Linked DNA regions of Mus musculus: all the other regions are linked to region 1. A link is a loop called in an ENCODE intact Hi-C map of the cell type or tissue named here. Cell type or tissue: left cerebral cortex. All regions are shown on one strand. Links, peaks and the distances in the headings refer to the core of each region. The heading gives the core; the rest is flanking DNA.

Region 1 (6,720 bases), core at 1,077-6,076:
AGAGAAACCCTGTCTCGAAAAAACCAAAACCAAACCAAACCAAAACAAAACAAACCAAAACAAAACAAAACAAAACAAAACTGGATATATTAAGTCTAATAGAAGAGAAAGTGGAGAATAGAAAGTAGGGAAAAGCCTTGAACTCATTGGTTCAGGAGACAACTTCCTGAACAGAACACCAACAGCTCAGACACTAAAACCAACAATAAATGGGACCTAATGAAACTGAAAAGCTTCTGTAAGGCAAAGGATACTGTCAATAGGACAAAATGGCAGTCTACAGAAAAGGAAAAGATCTTCACCAACTCTACATCTGACAGAGGGCTAATATCTAAAATCTATAAAGAATCAAGAAGTTAGGCTCCAACAATCCAAATAACCCAATTTAAAAATGAGGTACAGAGCTAAACAGAATTCTCAACAGAGGTCTCTCTAAAGGCTGAGAAACACTTAAAGAAATGTTTGGCATCCTTAATCATCAGGGAAAAGCTAATCAACAAAATTCTAAGATTCCATCTTACACCAGTCAGAATAGCTAAGTTCAAAAGTTCAAGTGTCAGCAACGCTGTGAGGATGTGGACCAAGGGGAGCACTCCTCCATTGTTGGGATGTGGACCAAGGGGAACACTCCTCCATTGTTGGGATGTGGACCAAGGGGAGCACTCCTCCATTGTTGGCAGGACTGTAAACTTGTACAACTTCTTTGGAAACCAATCTGGTGGTTTCTCAGAAAACTGGGGATAGTTATACCTCAAGACTCAAGCTATACCACTCTTGGGCATATACTCAAAAGAGGTTCTACCCTCCCACAAGGACATTTGCTTAAGTATGTTCAGAGCAGCTTTATTTGCAACAGCCAGAAACTAGAAACAAGCTAGATGTCCATCAACAGAAGAATGGATAAAGAAAATGTAATATTACTCTGCTATTAAAAACAAGGAAATCATGAAATTTGAAGGCAAATGGATAGAACTAGAAAATATCATCCTGAGTGAGGTAACTCAGACAGAAAAAGACACACATGGTATATACTCTTTTATAAGTGGATATTAGCCACAAAGTACAGATAACCATGCTACAATCCACAGACCCAAAGAAGTTAAATAAGAAGGAGAGCCCAAAGGAGGATGCTTGAATCTCACTCAGAAGGGGAAATAAAATAGACACCAGAGGTAGAAAGAGATAGTGGGAACGGGGTGGATATCAGGTGAGGGGAGAGCAGAGATGGGGTAAGAGAGCTGGGAAAGAAGGGAAACTGGTGAGGAGGGGGCATCTCTGGGACAAGCCAGAGACCTGGAATAGGGAAGCTCCTGGTAGGATGGGGTGACCCTAGCTGAAAACTGCTAGCAGTGGGAGATATGGAGCCTGAAGTGGCCACCCACTGTTGCTAGGCAGGACTTCCAGTGAAAGGAGTGTTATACCAATCCATCCCCCAAAACCTTCAACCCAAAATCTGCCCTGCCTATAGGATGTACAGGGATAAAGATGGAGCAGAGATTGAGGGAATGATCAACCAATGACTTGCTCAACTTGGGTCCCATCTTTTGGGCAAGAACCAATCCCTAACACTATTAATGATACTCTTTTATGCTTGCAGAGAGGAGCCTAGTATAACTGTCCTCTGAGAGGCTCCACCCAGCAGCTGACAGAAACAGATGCAGAGTCCCACAGCTAAACATTAGATGGGTTGAGCTCGTCGAGTCTTGTGGAAGAGTCCAGGAAGGATTGAGGAAGCTGGAGAGGTCAAGGACGCCATAAGAAAGACCTACAGAGCAAGTAACCTGGGCCCATGGGGGCTAACAGAGACTGAACCACCAACCAAAGAGTATGCATGGACTGGACCTAGGGCCCCTACTCACATGTAGCAGATGTGCAGCTTGTGGGTTCCCCAATAATTGGAGTGGGGGTTATCTCTCTGACTTAGGACTCTGTTGCCTGCCTTTGGATTCCTTCCTCCTAGCTGAGCTGCCTTGTCTCGCTTCAATGGGAGAGGATGCACTAGTCCTGATGAGACTTGATTTGGTACTGGTGGAGGTGTGCTACTCTGAGGAGAACTGGAAGGGGAAATAGGAAGAGATGGAGGGTGTAACTGAGAAGAGAGGAGGGAGGGGCTTGCAATGGAGGTATAAAGTAAATGAATGAATGAGTGAATGAATGAATAGAAAAAAAAGTGATGTAGCTTTTTTACCCTTTCTACCATGAGAGGACATGAGATAGGCATTACCTATAAAAATGGACTCTTACCACTGTATCTGCTGATGCTTTTATCTTCCCAACCTCTAGAACTAGAAGTGAAATATTTCTATTGTTTATAAATTACTCAGCCAAAGGCATTTTGTTATAGCATTGGGATGGACTGAGCCAGATAGAGTTGGCTAAGTAGACAGATGTATGCGGTCATACAAGAGCTTGGACTGGAGGCCATGGTAATTGAAGTCAGCAGTGAAGACAGAGGGTAGACTTAGCACATAACTAGGAAAGAAGAATTGGATGGAGCCCACACATGGCCTATAAAGACGAGACTTTGTGGAAGAGAAGCATCAAGGAGTGTCAGGATGGGTATGTTATTTACAGAGGCAGAAAGCCTGGGTCTAGTAGTGTGTGGAGTGTGTGAGTGTACAAATCTATACTTTTAAAATACTAACTTACCTGGACTCTAATTTATTCAGGAAGCTAGTCTCAAGTAAAGTCAATTACTAGCATTTCCTATGTCTCTTGGGCACTAAGGAAAGGTTTTATTTTGTGGTGGGGTTTCTGGCTTGCTCACTGATATACTTGGCACTGTTCCACACATTCCTGATGAAAGGCCAATGGAATGAATGTCGAGTCTATGTTCAATGACCTGGAAGGACATCGAGTCTTAAAGGCTCCCACACTGGTTTTAGTCAGATTAGCTCCCATCTGCCAGCCTAGAAACAGGTTAAGTTTTCTCTGGAGGGAAATGTCAACACCATCCAAAGCCTCCATGTTATTTTCTAATGCACCGGTTAGCATCAAATCAAAAGACATATCTCAGTGAGTAAAGTTCTTGCCACCAAGCCTGACAACCTGAGAGAATATACATATACACCTGAAAGATGTCCTCTGACCTCCATAAGCATGTAGGGGCATGTCCCTGCCACCAAAAAAAAAAAAAAAAAAAATATATATATATATATATATATATATATAATGTAAAATGAGAAAAAAATTAAAGCATGGCAAGAAGTGGAACAAACGGGTTATAGCAGGGAATGCACATGGGACTGGTTACTAGCGCCATAGGCACAGGCTTTCAAGTAACTACATCGCCTGTGAAAACTGACAGCCACGTGGGAAACAGCACCAGACACCTAAATCTATAAATAATCCATGGAAATTCTAGAACTGAAAAGGTAATCACCTAAGTGAAGCTGACAACACAGCGAGGAAGGCCTAAGAACAGACTGACACAGCTAGGAGTTGACACATTTGCAAATGAAGTAGAGGATGCCCAGTTTAATTTTCATTTCAGACACACAACAGAAGCCTGGAATAAATACGTCCCACTCGAAATTTTAGACATTCTAGAATGTATCCACTGCTCATGTGATGTTCCTATTTAATGAGATTTATCCTTATTTTACTGAGAGAGATCAGACACAGCTGAAGACTCCTTCTGCTAGAGATATCCAGAATACAGAATGGTATTTTTGAAAGGATGAAAAAAATCCTAGGAAAAAAAACAGGTAAAAGCAAATGAAAGAGACATCTGAGACTTGGTGAACCGTCTAAATCACAGGAAGCCGAGTCCTAGAAAGCAAACATGTGCCAGAAGTAATATTTAAAGCAACAAATGACGGAGGTGTTTCCAAGTCAGATTCACTTCCTGAAGAATAAAAACAAGAAACCCACACCTTAGCCCATCTGAAGAAAGCTGATGGAAAATGAATCCCTTCAAAGCATCCAGAAGGAACCACCCCACCCATATTGCCTGAGGATGCGCAATAAGACTGATCACAGACTCACCAATGGAAGAAGCCCATTGAATGAGTATCAAAGAATATAATCTCCAACTTAGAGTTCTATCCCTAGGGAAAATCCCCTTCAAAACTGAAAATAGGATGCAGGTTAGTTGACTCTGTTGGTCTTCCTGTGGAGTTCCTATTCTCTTCGGGGCCCACAATCCTTCCTTCTATTCTTGCGTAAGTGTCCCTAAGCCCCTTCCACTGTTTGGTTGTGGGTGTATCTGTCTGAGTCAGCTGCTGGGTGGAGCCTCTCAGAGGACAACAAGCTCCTATCTGCAAGCATAACAGAGTACCATTAATAGTGTCAGGTATCAGTGTTTGCCAATGGGATGGGTCTCATATTGGACCAGTTATTGGTAAGCCATACTCTCAGTCTCTGCTCCATCCCTTGTGCCTGCATTTCTTGTAGACAGGATAAGTTTTGGGTGGAAAGTTCTGTGGGTGGGCTGGTGTTCCTTTTGCTCCGTTGGGGTTCCTGTTTGACTACAGGAGGAAGCCTCTTAAGGCTCTCAGAGCCTGAACCACCAACCACGGTGGTTGGGCCTAGGCCTCCCTGCATATATGTTGCAGATGTACAGCTTGGTCTTCATATAGGTCTCGAATAACTGGAGCTGGGGTATCCCAAAAGCTCTTGCCTGTCTGTGGGATATGTTCTTCTAGCTGGGCTGCTTTGTCTGGCTTCAGTGGAAGAGGATGTACCTAGTCCTGCAGAGACTTGATGTGCCAGGGTGGGGGGATTCCCAGGGGGACCCCCACCTGCTCAGAGGAGAAGAGAAGGGGGAAGAAATTGTGGGAAGGAGTAACCAGAAAGGGGGCAGTGAATGGTATATAAAGTGAATACGTAATAAAAAAAATAAAATAAAAACTGAAAATAGGGTGGGGATGTAGCTTAGAGGAAGAGTGATTACCTCACACCTGTATATCTGGGAGTCTCATCTTAGAAACACTGGGGGTGGGGTGGGGGCTGAAACCCAAAGGATACACATATATAAACCAGCCAAGCAGAGAATGAGAACAGCAGATAAGCATGAAGAACAGTGGCAGAGCCTGGTGTTCTGGAAGATGCAAAGATAAGTAATGCTGTGGAGATGATGGTCAGGATGGGAGAGGAGAAGCGAGGTGAGGAACAACTCCCTGCAAGGAGAGTATTGCGGTGAGCAGAGGTGGGTCTGCTGAGGACACGCAGGAATGCAGCATGTTTGCATGTCCTCTTAGTGTTTCTACTGCTGTGCTAAAGCGTGACCAAAGCAGCTTGGGGAACTGGGGGTTTATTTCCTCTTGTGGCCCAGGGCAATTGTGGTAGGGACTCAAAGCAGGAACCTGGAAGTGGGAACTGGTGCAGAGGCCATGGAGGAGTGCTGCTGACTGACATGCGCTTCATGGCTTGATCAGCCTGCTTTCTTACACAACCCCGGACCATCAGCCCAGAAGGTGGCACTACCCACAATGCACTTGGCCCCCCAGCATTAATCACTGATTAAAGAAATGCTCCACAGACATGCCTACAGGCCAATATGGTGAAAGCATTTTCTCAACTGGGAAATCTCTCTTCCAGTATTACTCTAGCCTGTGTTAAGTTGACATAAAATCTAGCCAGAGCATGGCAATAATCAGGAAACATCCAATATCCAACTAACCGTGCGTGGGGGTGGGGTGGGGGTAACCTACAGTTTTGAGCATGCTAGTCACACACTGTACCACTGAACTATATCCCTAATCTCTGGATGGAAAGATTTTCCTTGCAGAAGAAAAATTTTTGTTCTAGTTCCTTTCTTTCCTTTTTCTCCTTTCTCTTTCTTTCCTTTCTCTTTCTTTCCTTTCTCTCTTTCTGTCTGTCTTTCTTTCTTTCTTTCTTTCCTTTTTCTTTCTCACTTCCTTTCTCTCCTTCTTTCTCTCTCTCTCCCTTCCTTCCTTCTTTTAACTATAAAGAAACATTTTCAGCTAGAAAATAGAAGATCCTTGCTGCTGGTTCTTTGTCATGCCTAAAGCAGATACCCCTCAGTCAAAAGGTTAACTATCGTTTAATAACAAAACATACATGGATCAATAAGCACACATGATTTCCTCTTTAAAAATATAAAGACATTTCTAATCCAATAAGAACTGAGCAAATGCACCATTAACACAGGCTTAAAGTAAAATGCTAACAGAATTCTTCAAGCACACAGATCCCAGGGTGAGCTACAGAAAGGCTTAAGAAGCAATGAGAGCAAGCGTCCTATAAATCTAGGTGCACACTGACTGTGATGTTTGTAGTGTTAAGTGTAGATGGAGTCCGAATACATGCACATAGTAAACGGTCAGAAAGCGCAAGGGAATCAAGTGCTGTCCAGCCCTGAGGGTGAGAATGCAGTGCTGAGGCAGCACCTACCTGTCATCTCAGCACTTGGGGTGGATATGGGTGCACTGGAAGTCAGCATCAAGTCCATGGTGACACCCTGTCTTTAAAAACAAAATGACAACTAAAATCAGAGGTGGAGGCAGGGTTTTGAGTATGAGACCAGTTTAGAGAAAAGAAAGAACACGGCCAGGCCAGGTATCCTTAGTGCAAACCAGAGGATCCACCCAACCACAGCATCCAAGTGAAAAACCAAGTGGGGTGGCATATATAACCACACACTTTCCCCAGCACTGAAGAGACAGAGACAGAAACATCCCTAGAGCTTGGCAGCCAACTAACTCAGTGAAACCAGTAAGAGACCGTCTCAAAAAGAAATGTGGGGGCAGCTGAGGA
Region 2 (6,720 bases), core at 729-5,728, 72 kb before region 1:
AATGATCACAGGGTCCTGTGTGTAGGGAAGTAGCTTATAGGGCCAACTTTCAACTGGCTGAGAAGTAGACACAAACAAAATCCAATTTATTGAGGAAGACCAAGGCCCTCAAACAGTCCATCCTAGCATAATAGGTAATCATTGGCAAAACCACTTTCCTTTCCTTCATGAACTATGTTACAAGAGACCTCACAGATGTGGCTGTTATCCAGGGTATATGACACACACTGCACATGAGTAAACACGACATGAAGTCAGAACACCCGGGTTCATATCCTGCTTCCACTGACTAGCTTTGTGACCACAGACAAACCAAAGACTGGCCTTATGCCTCAGCTTCCCTACTAGAAAACCAGAAACTATTCCATAAGGTTGTCATGGGAACTAGATGTAGCATAGATAAATTGTTCAGCGCAAGCCAGGCATGGTAGTGCACACTTACAGTCCTATGTACTCTGGAAGCAGGGGAACCTTGAATTCATGGTCAGCCTGGATTATATGATGAGTTAAGAGCCAGTCTGGAGCTAGAGAGATGGCTCAGTGGTTAAGAACACTGACTGCTCTTCCAGAGGTCCTGAGTTCAATTCCCAACAACCACGTGATGGCTCACAACCATCTGTAATGAGATCCAATGCCCTCTTCTGGTGTGTCTGAAGACAGCTACAGTATACTCATATACACTAAATAAATAATATTAAAAAAAACTGTCAGAGCTACATAGGGAGATTCTGTCTCTGAAATAACAATCAAAGTTTTAAAAAATGAATGAGTTGAAATGAATGCTCAGAGCAGCGTGACACACTGTACTCAATAAATGTTAATAAATGTTAACAATTGTTTTTAGACGTGTTTGAAATGTGCTCCTCACAACCTCTGTCATTCAAAACTCTCAAGTATGTCATTACCACGGAGCAGAGATTGGGCAGCAAAGCAGATGTCTGCAGCTTCTGCACCATGTTCAAGGACATGCCTTCTTGAGATTAGCTAGAATCACTACAAAATCTGCCAAGAAGACACCATCGCTCTCTGTGTGATTTATTGATGGCATATTTGACAGGAGAAGATGATCCTGGTCATTGAGAGAGTGGAAAATCCCATCCCAGACTCTCTTCTAAATGCAGTCTCCTGGCCAGCAACAGGAACATCACAGGGGAGGCTGCTTGAAATAGGGAATATCAGCTGCACCCCAGAAATGCTGATGCATAACTCAGTCCAGCTAGTCGCCAGGAACATTGGTCCAACTCTATGGCTCCATACCTGTCTTAGTTAGGGTTTTATTGCTATGAAGAGATACCATGACCAAGGCAGCTCTTATAAAGGAAAAAATTTGACTGGGGCTGGCTTACAATTTCAGAGATTTGGCCCATTATCATCATAGTGGGTCGCATGGCAGCATGCAGGCAGATATGGTGCTGGAGGAGCTGAGAGTTCTACATCTTAATCCAAAGGCAATAGAAGGGGACTGCCTTCTACAGCCAGACAGTAGCAGGCTCTGATGCCATATTGGGCAGAGCCTGAGAATAGGAGCCCTCAAAGCCCATATACACAGTGACACACTTCTTCCAACAAAACCACACCTCCTCCAATAAAGTCACACCTCTTACTAGTGCCATTTCCTATGGCCAAGCTTCAAACACATGAATCTATGGGACCAAATCTGTTTAAACTACCACACTACCCGGGTACATTATGGGTATCTACGCTAAGTACATTGTGAATCCCCACCCTACGTGTACATGGTTCTATACCTTGGTGTTCTGTGGGTCTGTAGTCTGGGTGTATGGTGAGTCTTCACCCTAAGTACATGTGGGCCTGCACTTTGGATGCACAGTGGATCTCCATTGTGGGGCACTGTAAGTCTATAGTCTGGGTACATGGCTAGTCTCCATTCTAAGAGCCTTTAGGTCTAGGCTCTGGGTGAATGCTGAGCCTCAATCTCTACCATGGGTGCATGGTGGATCTTGTGTGGTATTATAGACTATGTATCAGTGGCTGTCAAGGCTCTCAGGGGAATTCTCTCATATAGCCAGGACTAAAAACCACACACACAGGTCAACAGTTTTCAAACTTTGGTGTGTGCATAGGCTGTGTAAGTACCAGAAACAGCAAGGTTCAGATGAATCTGACCATCTCGCAAAGTTCCCAGGAGGCTCTGGGAGTGAACAAACATGAGCTGCTTATGGGGTTTACTGCCCTACAAAGAGTTCCAGAGACACCTTCCCTACAGGTCTCTCTTCTTCTTAATCCATTTTCCTTCCTTGGGGCTACTTAGCTGATGCCATGCCTCTTAATTCTCAAAGAGCAAGAAGACCTCAGAAATAGATGGGGCCAAAGATATCCCCAAACACAGTCAACAGGAGCTTGCTTATCAAATCTGCTGCCCTTCCTTCCACCTCCCCCTGCATGTATGTTTAATCAGTTTCTGGATTGTTGTTAAAACTTAAATCATTGCTAACATTTCCCTAAATAGATACTGAATAAAACTTTGGATTTCGGTAACTTGTGGCAGATCAGGGGATTAGCAACAATCCCCAGTGTGGTAGTCATAAGCTATAACTGCTTCTTACAATGGGCATTAGCTCAACCGCTTGCCACCGTCCCTGCCTGACCCTCACTGCTCATTGCTGTGCTGCTCTGTGAGCATGAGGGGTCTGCAGCCTCCAGATGGGGTCTACTCGGTTGTTTTGTGGATAAAACAAGCAACCCCAGACATCTGAGGCAACTGTCAACTTGGTCCCTGAAATAGGACCAAACCTAGGATTTGGGGTCAAAATTTTCAGTTCTTCCTGCTTGAAAGAACTTGGGGAGTCTCTTGGGTTTATCTCACTCTTCCTGAGATATCCTGCCATCTTTACAAGATGCCAAGGATATAGATCTCCCTCATTGCCACTTTGAATCTTAGGCAAAGCACCTAGGAAGCTCAGATCATTTCTGCTCTTGGCCTTAGGGCTGTCACCCAGTCAGACATAAGTAAACAGCAGCTCTGTACCTTAGCAAACTTGCCTATGGAGTGTTTACAGTGATGCTAACGGTGGGATGCTAACAGTGTATAATCTATAAAGTGGCTTTGAGGGTTCAATCCAACTGACTGTAAAACATTTTGACAGACAAGGTAGAGGAAGGGCTCTCTTGGTAAAGCACTTGCCTTGAGAGCATTGCCTCTGTCCAACTTCAAAAGAGTCATTATTCAGCTCCTAGAGGGATCCACAAGAAAGTGTATTCAGAGAGCCACCGATTGGATGAGTGACATTAGTTAAAAGGTTGTGGAGTCTAAGATATCTGCTCTGTAAATTACAGATAATAGTAGCATTTACTTCTTTGAGTGTCGAGAAGTTTAAATGAGATAATGTAAGTACAACCTGCTTACCTACCCAGAGTTGTGCTCCAGTGATTAATTACCTCTAGGTTTTGACTCCCCGAAGCATGGTTGCCACCTGGTGGTGTAAGAGAGTAACTCCAGGTTCTACGGGGCGTGAGAAAGAGAGAAAGGAATGCAAAGGGTTGCCAGAGGGTGCTGGATGGAAGGGTCTGATTTTGCAGTGGAAAACAGATTCAGAAAGCAGTAAAGAAGAGCCCCAGGATAGACTTCCTTACGGCTCACTCTTCCTAATTTCTTCTTCCTCACTGCTTCTTGGCTGGTACCACATCTTAAAGTAAGAGCCCCTCGGAGTGGGATAGAACTATAGGCATCTCCGAAGACATTAAACGGCTTACACAGGGAACATGGGCACTGCCAGTCCTTGCCCATTCTGCCATTACTTCCCACTGCTTATGACAATTCTGGCTTTTCGTAATTCCAGAAGTCTCCACTTGACACTGTCCAGCTGGCCTCCGAACTGCTTGGCTCCTGAGCTTGGCTCATAACTGTCTCTATCAGTTCAGGATACTTTCACAGAACATCACAGAACATCACTGAGCAGGTGGCTTGAACAGCAAACATGCATTTGTCACAGTTATGGAGACTGGAAATCCAAGAGCAGGTGCCAGCATTCTTAACTCTTAGAGAGGGCTCTCTTCTTTGTTATGTCATTGCACGATTTCTGTGGGTGAAGGAGGGAAAGAGAGGGAGAATCAGAGACAGAGACAAATGGAGTGAGACAGAGAGACAGAGACAAGAGACAAACAGAAGGAGAGAGACCAAGACAGACAGAGACAGGCAGAGAAAGACAAACAGTGAGAGAGACAGAGCGTAGTAACCACCAGGTAGTGTTCTAGGGTAAGAGAACCACATGAGAACAAAACAGGCATCTAACATTCACTCTGGACCTTATGCCAATGCAGAAAGATAGACAACAACTAACACGAGTAGTTACAACACAGAACGCATCAGCAGGAGGAAAAACTGTTCAAGAGAATGAGATGGCATTTGAATCATTTGAATTCAGACCAAAAGTGGCACTGAATTCAACTGCATAGATATTTTGAGGGAGGTTTCAAATGGAGAAAGAGCAAGTAAGGCCCAGAGGTGGAACCACGGCATGCAACAGGAGTGCAACAAAGAGGCCCGTATGGCTCTGGTGGGCAAGTCAGGGGGAATAGCAGGAGATACAAGGTGGTTAGAAAGTAGACTTACCCCACACACCTATGGTCACTTGATCTTTGACAAGGGAGCTAAAACCATCCAATGGAAAAAAGACAGCATTTTCAACAAATGGTGCTGGCACAACTGGCTGTTATCATGTAGAAGATTTCGAATTGATCCAGTACTATCTCCTTGTACTAAGGTCAAATCTAAGTGGATTAAGGATCTCCACATAAAACCAGAGACACTGAAACTTATAGAGGAGAAAGTAGGGAAAAGCCTCGAAGATATGGGTACAGGGGAAAAATTCCTGAATAGAACAGCAATGGCTTGTGCTATAAGATCGAGAATCCATAAATGGGACCTCATAAAATTGCAAAGCTTCTGCAAGGCAAAAGACACTGTCAATAAGACAAAAAGACCACCAACAGATTGGGAAAGGATCTTTACCTATCCCAAATCGGACAGGGGACTAATATCCAATATATATAAAGAACTCAAGAAGGTAGACTCCATAAAATCAAATAACCCCATTAAAAAATGGGGCTCAGAACTGAACAAAGAATTCTCACCTGAGGAATACCGAGTGGCAGAGAAGCACCTGAAAAAATGTTCAACATCCTTAATCATCAGGGAAATGCAAATCAAAACAACTCTGAGATTCCACCTCACACCAGTCAGAATGGCTAAGATCAAAAATTCAGGTGACAGCAGATGCTGGCATGGATGTGGAGAAAGAGGAACACTCCTCCATTGTTGGTGGGATTGCAGGCTTGTACAACCACTCTGGAAATCAGTCTGGCGGTTCCTCAGAAAATTGGACATAGTACTACCGGAGGATCCAGCAATACCTCTTCTGGGCATATATCCAGAAGATGCCCCAACCGATAAGAAGGACACATGCTCCACTATGTTCATAGCAGCCTTATTTATAATAGCCAGAAGCTGGAAAGAACCCAGATGCCCCTCAACAGAGGAATGGATACAAAAAATGTGGTACATTTACACAATGGAGTACTACTCAGCTATTAAAAAGAATGAATTTATGAAATTCCTAGCCAAATGGATGGACCTGGAGGGCATCATCCTGAGTGAGGTAACCCAATCACAAAGGAACTCTCACAATATGTACTCACTGATAAGTGGATATTAGCCCAGAAACTTAGGATACCCAAGATATAAGATATAATTTGCTAAAAACATTAAACCCAAGAGAACAAAGACCAAAGTGTGGACACTTTGCCCCTTCTTAGAATAGGAAACAAAACACCCATGGAAGGAGTTACAGAGACAAAATTTGGAAGTGTGACGAAAGGATGGACCATCTAGTGATTGCCATATCCAGAGATCCATCCCATGATCAGCTTCCAAACGCTGACACCATTGCATACACTAGCAAGATTTTGCTGAAAGGACCCAGATATAGCTGTCTCTTGTGAAACTATGCCAGGGCCTAGCAAACACAGAAGTGGATGCTCACAGTCAACTCAGGGCCCCCAATGGAGGAACTAGAGAAAGCACCCAAGGAACTAAAGGGAACTGCAACCCTATAGGTGGAACAACATTATGAACTAAGCAGTACCCCGGAGCTCTTGTCTCTAGCTGCATATGTATCAAAAGATGGCCTAGTCGGCCATCACTGCAAAGAGAGGCCCATTGGACTTGCAAACTTTATATGCCCCAGTACAGGGGAATGCCAAGGCCAAAAAGGGGGAGTGGGTGGGTAGGTGAGTGGGGGGGGGGGGTATGGGTACTTTTGGTATAGCATTGGAAATGTAAATGAGCTAAATACCTAATAAAAAATGGAAAAAAAAGAATGAATAAATATGAATAACCTCAAGGGAACTGGAGAACTCAGAGACAAAGAAAAAAAAAAAAAAAAGAAAGAAAGTAGACTTACTGGGAAGCCAGCTGGTCAGTATCAAGTGGAGAATTCTGGAACAAGACAAAAAGCCAGAATTGTCATAGGGAATGGACAGTAATGGCAGAACGGGCAAGGACTGGCAGTGCCCACGTGCACTGTGTAAGCTGTTTCGTGTCTTCGGAGATGCCTGTGACTCAATCACACTCTGAGGGTCTCTAAGATGTGAAACTGGCCAAGTAGCAGCGAGGAAGAAGAAATTAGAAAGAGCGACCTGTAAGGAATGCTACCCTGGGACTCTCCTCCTTAGGGAAGATAGAGGGAAACATATAAACTA
Region 3 (6,720 bases), core at 811-5,810, 550 kb before region 1:
CATGCTGTGTTCGTTATATGAGGCCGGCATTAGGAAGTCTTCCTCTGCAAACTGACTTCTTTCATGTTAGTCTTGTCTAGTTTTCTTCCAGTCCTTAGTTCCCTCTCACATCATCACCTCCCTGGGGTGTGGAGTCAGCAGAGGCAGTGTGTAGTTTCTTGTCTTTAGCCTACTTGACAGCCATGAGCATGCTTGTGTGAGCTTCCTCTAAGTATGAAATGTAAATCTCCTATGTAGAATGTTTATGTTGTCAATATTTTTTTTTTACACATCTGTGGTCACCACCATCAATATCCCCAAACACCTGAGTCAATCAGCTAATAGAGAGGAAAGGCTTATTTTAGCTCACGGATTTGAAGGCTCCTCAGTGATAGGTTGGTGCCTGCAATGAGACAGCACATTGTGTTTGGAATGTTTAGTGGCGCATAACTGCTCATCTCACCTGCCAGAAAGCAGGAGAGGAAGAGGGAGGCTCTGGAATGCCACATCTCCTCTGAGAACAGCCTTAGTGACCCAACAGAGAACATTTCCACAAAGGTTCCTCTCAAAGGCTCCACTACGTCCCATGGAAGATGTGGCATCCTGGGAACCAAGCCTTTAACATGAGCTTTGGAGGTGAGGGAAGTGGGGCATCCAAACCACAGTTCCATTCTTCACTCAGGAGCTGCACAAATCGGGCAGCTATCTGAATTGACCTCACTGCCTGCGGCTGTGTCCGCAGCACCTTTCTCATCCAGGCTGACTTCCCGATACAGCCACTCACTGTCTCACTCCCAAGGGGTTCCGCGGGTTCAGGATCCAGTTAAAAGCCAGAGTAAGCTGTTTCTGTGCTGGGCAACAACAGGATGTCTGAGAGGAGTCCTGGTGAGGATCCAGTATTGGTAGTGTAGCAGAAGCCAGAGGCCTCCAACCAGGCCAAGACTCATTGCAATGAACAAGCAAAGAAGTGTGCACAAAACTGTGGGACACACTGTGACACACTGCAGCTTCCACGAGATTTGTTTGTTTGTTTGTTTTTCTTCTGCAGGGGAGGTTGCGAGGGTGGAGGGCAGATATCAGGGGTGGGGAGATGAGCGTCATTGGGGTGCATGGTGTGAAATTCACAGTCATTGAAAAGTTAAAAAGCAGTTCCTGTGCCAATGCCTTTCCAGTGGCTCCGCCCTGTCTCAAAGCTGAGGGTGAGCCCAGGGGCTCCCAGCTTCCTCGCCTTCCTTTCTCATTCTTGTGTGGTCCATGGGACGAGGTGCCAATACATCACGCTCCTAACTCCCAAGGTCTTTGTGTTTCTCCTTCTTTCTGGAACTTTCTTTTCCCAGATATGGCTGTAATCCATTCCTTCCTGTCTTCAGACCTTCCCCGCACGCATTACCATGGCTCCTACTCCTTTGCTGCTTCCCTTCCCTCTGTAGTATCCATCACTCTGACATAAACCAAGTTGCCTATTTATTCTTTTCCTGGCTACCCAGCACATCAGCTGGGACATGGCTTTGCAAGCTGCTGTGTCCTCAGAGTGTAGAATAATGCCTGGCCCACAGTGATGCTCAATAAGCACTTGATAAATGAATGCATGAAATAACCACGCAGCTATAAATAGTGCCTTAGCCATGCCTAGTGCTCTTATAGAGAAGTATTGGTTTTCTCCTCTGGCTAATTGTTTGTCTTAGAGAATTCACAGAGGGTTGCCTGGAAGACTTGGGACTTATAATGAATTGGGTGAGCCAAGCCAAAAGGGAGGAGAGATCTTTACAAAGGACCTTGAACTGAGAAATATGACAACTCGGAGAGACACAAAGAAGCAGGTGCCCCGACCACTAGTGGGTTCGCTACTGACAGGCATGGGCTGACACTTTGGAAACTGCAGCCTGACCTCCTCGGTTGTAAAAACTCAAACTCAGAACTCCTTCCGACCTAAGCTCCATTCAAAATGACTAATTCATTTCTCAAAGGGCACCATCAGGTGGGTACCTGTGCTGGTTAGTCTTTGTCAACTCATCACAAACTAGCGTCATCTCGGAAGAGGGACCCTCAGCTGAGGAATTACCTCTGTCACGTTGGCCTGTAGGTGCAGCTCTGGGACCTTTCCTTGTTAATGATGTAGCAGAATTGCCTCTCTGTGGGCGGGGCCATCCCTGGGTGCTCAGTTCTGGGTTGTATAAGAAAGCAGGCTGAGCAAGCCCCTGAGAAGCAAGCCAGTAGGTAGCACTCCTCCATGGCCTCTGCTTCAGTTCCTACCTCCAGGTTCCTGCCCTGGCTTCCCTGGATGATGGACTGTAAGCTGGGGGCCAAATTAACCCTTTCCTCCCCAAGTTGGTTTTGGTCAGTATTTTATTACAAGCAAGCTAGGACAGTACCACTTAATACCCCATTTTATAGCTGAGAAAATTGAAGTACAGAGAGGTGAACGAAGCAAGTTGCTTGACATCACCCAAGCTAGTGAGTGGGCAGAGGGAAGAGAGAAACCAGGCCATGTGAGTACAGCCCATGGTTTCTCTCCACTTTGGGGAGGTATTAGATGTAATAATTTTCACCGGTTTAAAACACACATATCAGTAGACTTGTAACTGTGGCTTCCATGTAATACCACACTACCATCTAGACATAGAAACTCGTCATTGGGGCTGGAGAGATGACCTAGCAGTTCAGAGTGGGACGCTGTTCTTCCAGAGGACCCTGTTTGAGTTTCAGCAGGCACATGGCAGTTCCCAACTGTCTGGAACTCCAGTTCCAGGAGAATCTGACGCCCTCTCCTGGCCTCTTCAGGCACTGCACACATATAGATGTGGGCAAACACTCAAAAACACAAACCAAAAATAAGTAAAAGAAATCTTCATTGTCCTCCCTAAAAATTCTCTTGTGCTTTTTTTGCAGCATGGCTTCCCACCATGCCCCAGAGTGTCCCGGGCGACTCTTGACTTTATCACAGATTTTTAACTGTCTTGGAGTTTCACATAAAAGAAACTGCAGTATATCCTTATGTCCTCCCCACCCCCCGGAACGTGTGTAGGTGTGTGCATGCACACATGTAGTAGCCAGAAATTGACATCAGGCTCTTTCCTCAGTCACTTCTTACTGTTGAGACAGGCTCGCCCACTTTCTTTGAACCTGGAACTTGCCAATTCAGCAAAACTGTTTGGCCAGCAAACCTCAGGGATGCTCTTGTCTCTACCTCCCTAGCACCGGGATTACAGGCATGTACCACCGCTTCTGGCTCTTATTCGGGCGCTGGGGATCTAAACTAGGTCCTCGTGCTTGCATGGCAAGCACTTACCCATGAAACCACCTTCCCTAGTCCAATTTCTTTTTTTTTTTTTTACTCTGCGTGTTACAAATATCCATCCTTTGTTCTTTTTCCTGAGGTCTATATGACTTCCTTTCAATTGTTTTACGTTTTGAAATACATACAGATTGTTAGTGAAGTCTCCTGTATTCTTCGTCCAGTCTCCTCCTGCAGTTCCTCTTGTGTAGTTATCAATCTGGGAGGTGGTGCAGCCTCCAGAGGCCATCCCTAAGGCAGTTCTTCCCTGAGGCAGCTTTGCTTGGTGTACGACGAGCTTTTTCTGCTCTGACTGTGGGGATTCCCCTGCTCCTGAACAAGTCCTAAGGACTGTTCTGCCTTCTGTGGTTTCATTCCTCTCGTCTCAGGAGGCATTTCCATCCTTCGTGTCCTGAGGGATGGAAGGGACTTCCCCTCAGATCTCCTTCCTCAGACCTCCGTTGTGCAGCTCGCTCCTCTCCAGTGCTCTTCCCTGGACGACTGGCTGCCTTGGTTTTCCTAAGCTCTCATTCTGCCCCTGAGCTTGCGCTCTGGGGCTGGAGGCAACAGGAGCAGCGCCTGGGCTCAGCTTGGCTGCGTCCCCTCTCCGAGAGACCTTGGTTTCTGATTCCTGCTTTCAGTATCCTGAAACTGTTTGTCATATATTTTGGCTGGTCTTCTAATTCCCTAAGGTGGTAGGATTAACTTTTGTTTTAAGTCAGGGTTTCTCTGTATAGCACTCTGGCGTCCCGGAACTCACTCTGTAGACCAGGCTGACTTTGAACTCGCAGAGATCCATCTGCCTCTGCCTCCCATGTGCTGGGTGGGATTAAAGCCACCACCTCCTGGCTAGGTTTAACTTTTTTATTGCTGAGTGGTGATCTGTTGGTTCTTTTGAATAGATATGCTGTCTTTAACCTTTCACCTGTTGGACATGTGGGTTGTTTTCATATTTGGCTGTTACAAATAAGGCTGAACCTATCTTTTTTATCTACATGTTTCCATTTCCCTTGGCAAAACCCCAGATTAAAATTCCTTTTTCTTTTTCTTTTCCTTTCTTTCTTCTTTGTTTTTTCTTCCTTCCTGTCTCCTTCCTTCCTTCCTTTCTCCCCCTCCCCCTTTCCCTCTCCATCTCTCTCTCTCTCTCTCTCTCTCTCTCTCTCTCTCTCTCTCTCTCTCTGTCTCTCTCTCTTTTCGAGACAGACTGCCCTTGAACTTAATAGGTGGCAGAAGATAACCTTGACTTTCTGATTTTCTAGCCTTTCCTTCCTGAGTGCTGGGATTACAGGCGTGTACATCCGATGCCAAGCTTATGGTGCTTGGGATAGAACTTCGAGCTTCGTGCACGCTAGGCAAGTTCTCTACCAACAAAGCCACAACCCCAGCCCCTGAAATCCCTTGATCATAGAGTACCAAGTATGTAATCTTATAAAACTCTGGCAAACAATTTTCCAACCACAACACGGCCAACATGCGATGTTGCCAGTCTGCCTCTGTTAGTCACTTTAATGACTGTGTATGTGTGTGTGTGTGTGTGTGGATCTCATTGTGGGTTTATTTTATGCTATGTTTTATCCTGGGGTTAACAGGAAGGAAGGGGACATGCATGGGTTTAAATTCTGAAAACAACCATCTGCCCTGTCTGCTTATTAAAAACCCACAAATGGAGCTTGTTTTGAGCAGAGCCCTGTCGAAAGTGACTCATGTTTTGTGTGCAATATGGACATTTTTATATCTATTTTCAGGAGTTCAACTCTGTTTCCCATTGACCTGTCTTCTTACCGGACTGTAGGGCTTCTTGCGTTCTGCATCTGAAGCTCCTGTGAAAGATGGTGCAGCAAGCACTTTGAAACACTCTTCTCCTCTGGGTGCTGTGGACCAGGGGTGGTGGTGAGCACAGAAACGGGGCGCTGAGGTCACTGAATGATGGACATGTCTTAGACACACCCTGGAATCATCACACTACTTAAGATGGTTTTGAGGGGTTTAGTGGCTGCATGTCCCTCTGCTCCTGAATATTCTTCAATCTACTTTTAAAAGAAAATGAAACCTGAGTCACCTGTGTGCTTGACTTAACTGCAGGATGTCTCAGGGACCTAGGACGTGCTCCCTTCTCCTGGTCCTCCTTCTGAGCCATGGAGGTGCCTATCAGAGAGAGCCAAGCCCCAGGCAGGGTAAGTCTTGAGGAGAGAGAGAGAGGGAGAGAGAGAGAGAGAGAGAGAGAGAGAGAGAGAGAGAGATTGATTTCACAGCTCCTATATATTTTAGGGGATGTAGCTGGATATGTCCGTTTGGGGTTATGATATATTCCAGTGAGGGGGTAGTAAGCATTTGCCTATCTGTGGGTATTCATAGGGCTTTTGGGAGTATTATACATGGTTTATTTTATTATAATGTGTATTATTTATCCAAATAAATGTATTATGCCACTTTCATGCATGCACACAATATGCTTCAGTGGAATTCACCCCCAACACCCTCTCTTCCCCCATTCCTCACAAGTCCAGTAGATCCCACACATGAGGGAAGCTTGCAGTGCCTGTCTTCCTGAGTCTGACCCATGTTGATTAACGTGATGATCTCCGGTTCCAACATTTCTCCTGCAAATGACAAAACTTCATTCTTCTTTATGGTCAAATAATACTCTACCTGCTGTATAGACCACATTTCTTCATCAGTATTTTGTTGATGGATTTCCAGGCTGGTCCCATATCCTGGTAATTGTGAATATTTCCACACTGAACACATATGGGCAGATATCTCTGTGGTATGCTGCCTTAGCTGTCTATGCTGCCTCTGCTGCCTCTGTGTGGCACGGAGTGGATCATACAGTAGCTCTACTTAGGTTTTGGGGATGTCTCTTTCTTGACTTCCACAGTGGCTGGATAAAGTGACACTCCCAGTGGTGGTAAAGGTTCTCAGTGGGGGGTTGTAAGCCAAGGTTTTCTCACACTGGCCACAGTTATTGCATCGATTACAACTCAGGGAAAGCCCGAGTGGATTTTGTTGGGCTCCTGTGGTAGCTACATTCGTCTTTACGAAGGTCCTCCTGTTTGGGTCTAGTCACATATCCAATGGCTTTCTTGCAGATTTACATCCATTGTTGCAGAAAATGGCGGTGAGTGCTCCAGTTCTATTTTAATCAGAAACCCCTCCACCAGCGCTGCCAAATTTGCATGTTATACTCAGTGTTATCTCTCTGCCTTGTAGGAAGAAATAATAGAGGGAAGCTATCTGAATGGTAATGTCCCCGGTCTGTCCCCATGTGTACCTTCTGAGACCTTCAAACGGAATACGGATGTGGTGTCTGTGGAATGACTCCGTTTAAAGCTGTCTTTCCGTTTTGTCCCTACTGTAGCGTTACTGGATCTCACACTATTTGAAAGGTAATCTGCCTCGGGGGTGTTGAAAGGGATGGAGGTTTTCCCTAATAACCATTACATAGAGCTTCCTGCTCGAGAAAAGTA

Evidence for each region. Hi-C counts contacts between places; a loop is a spot of excess contacts. Peaks named below come from ENCODE experiments on the same cell type or tissue, not always from the same donor. Only the 100,000 strongest peaks of a DNase experiment are listed, where the experiment ranks them.
Region 2: it touches region 1 in a loop (2.3-fold over the local background); 2 of 42 quality-filtered maps call a loop at or near these places.
Region 3: it touches region 1 in a loop (2.9-fold over the local background); 5 of 42 quality-filtered maps call a loop at or near these places.

Annotation. Positions count from the first base shown.
Region 1 is chr7:121,631,619-121,638,338 of GRCm38, forward strand. No RefSeq gene overlaps it. Among named protein-coding and RNA genes, the nearest start is that of 1700025J12Rik, 45 kb to the left of the region's middle. In left cerebral cortex, for the core only: no CTCF peak of the experiment used is centred there; DNase peaks (open chromatin) are centred at 3,451, 3,775 and 5,063.
Region 2 is chr7:121,560,285-121,567,004 of GRCm38, forward strand. No RefSeq gene overlaps it. Among named protein-coding and RNA genes, the nearest start is that of Gm39081, 24 kb to the left of the region's middle. In left cerebral cortex, for the core only: a CTCF peak has its summit at 3,442 (motif pointing left); a DNase peak (open chromatin) is centred at 3,432.
Region 3 is chr7:121,086,208-121,092,927 of GRCm38, forward strand. It overlaps Otoa (otoancorin), which reads left to right. Exons shown (of 29, transcript NM_139310.2): 2 at 5,336-5,427; 3 at 6,343-6,371; 4 at 6,464-6,494; 5 at 6,612-6,639. The coding sequence starts at 5,337. Among named protein-coding and RNA genes, the nearest start is that of Otoa, 6.1 kb to the left of the region's middle. In left cerebral cortex, for the core only: a CTCF peak has its summit at 2,775 (motif pointing left); no DNase peak of the experiment used is centred there.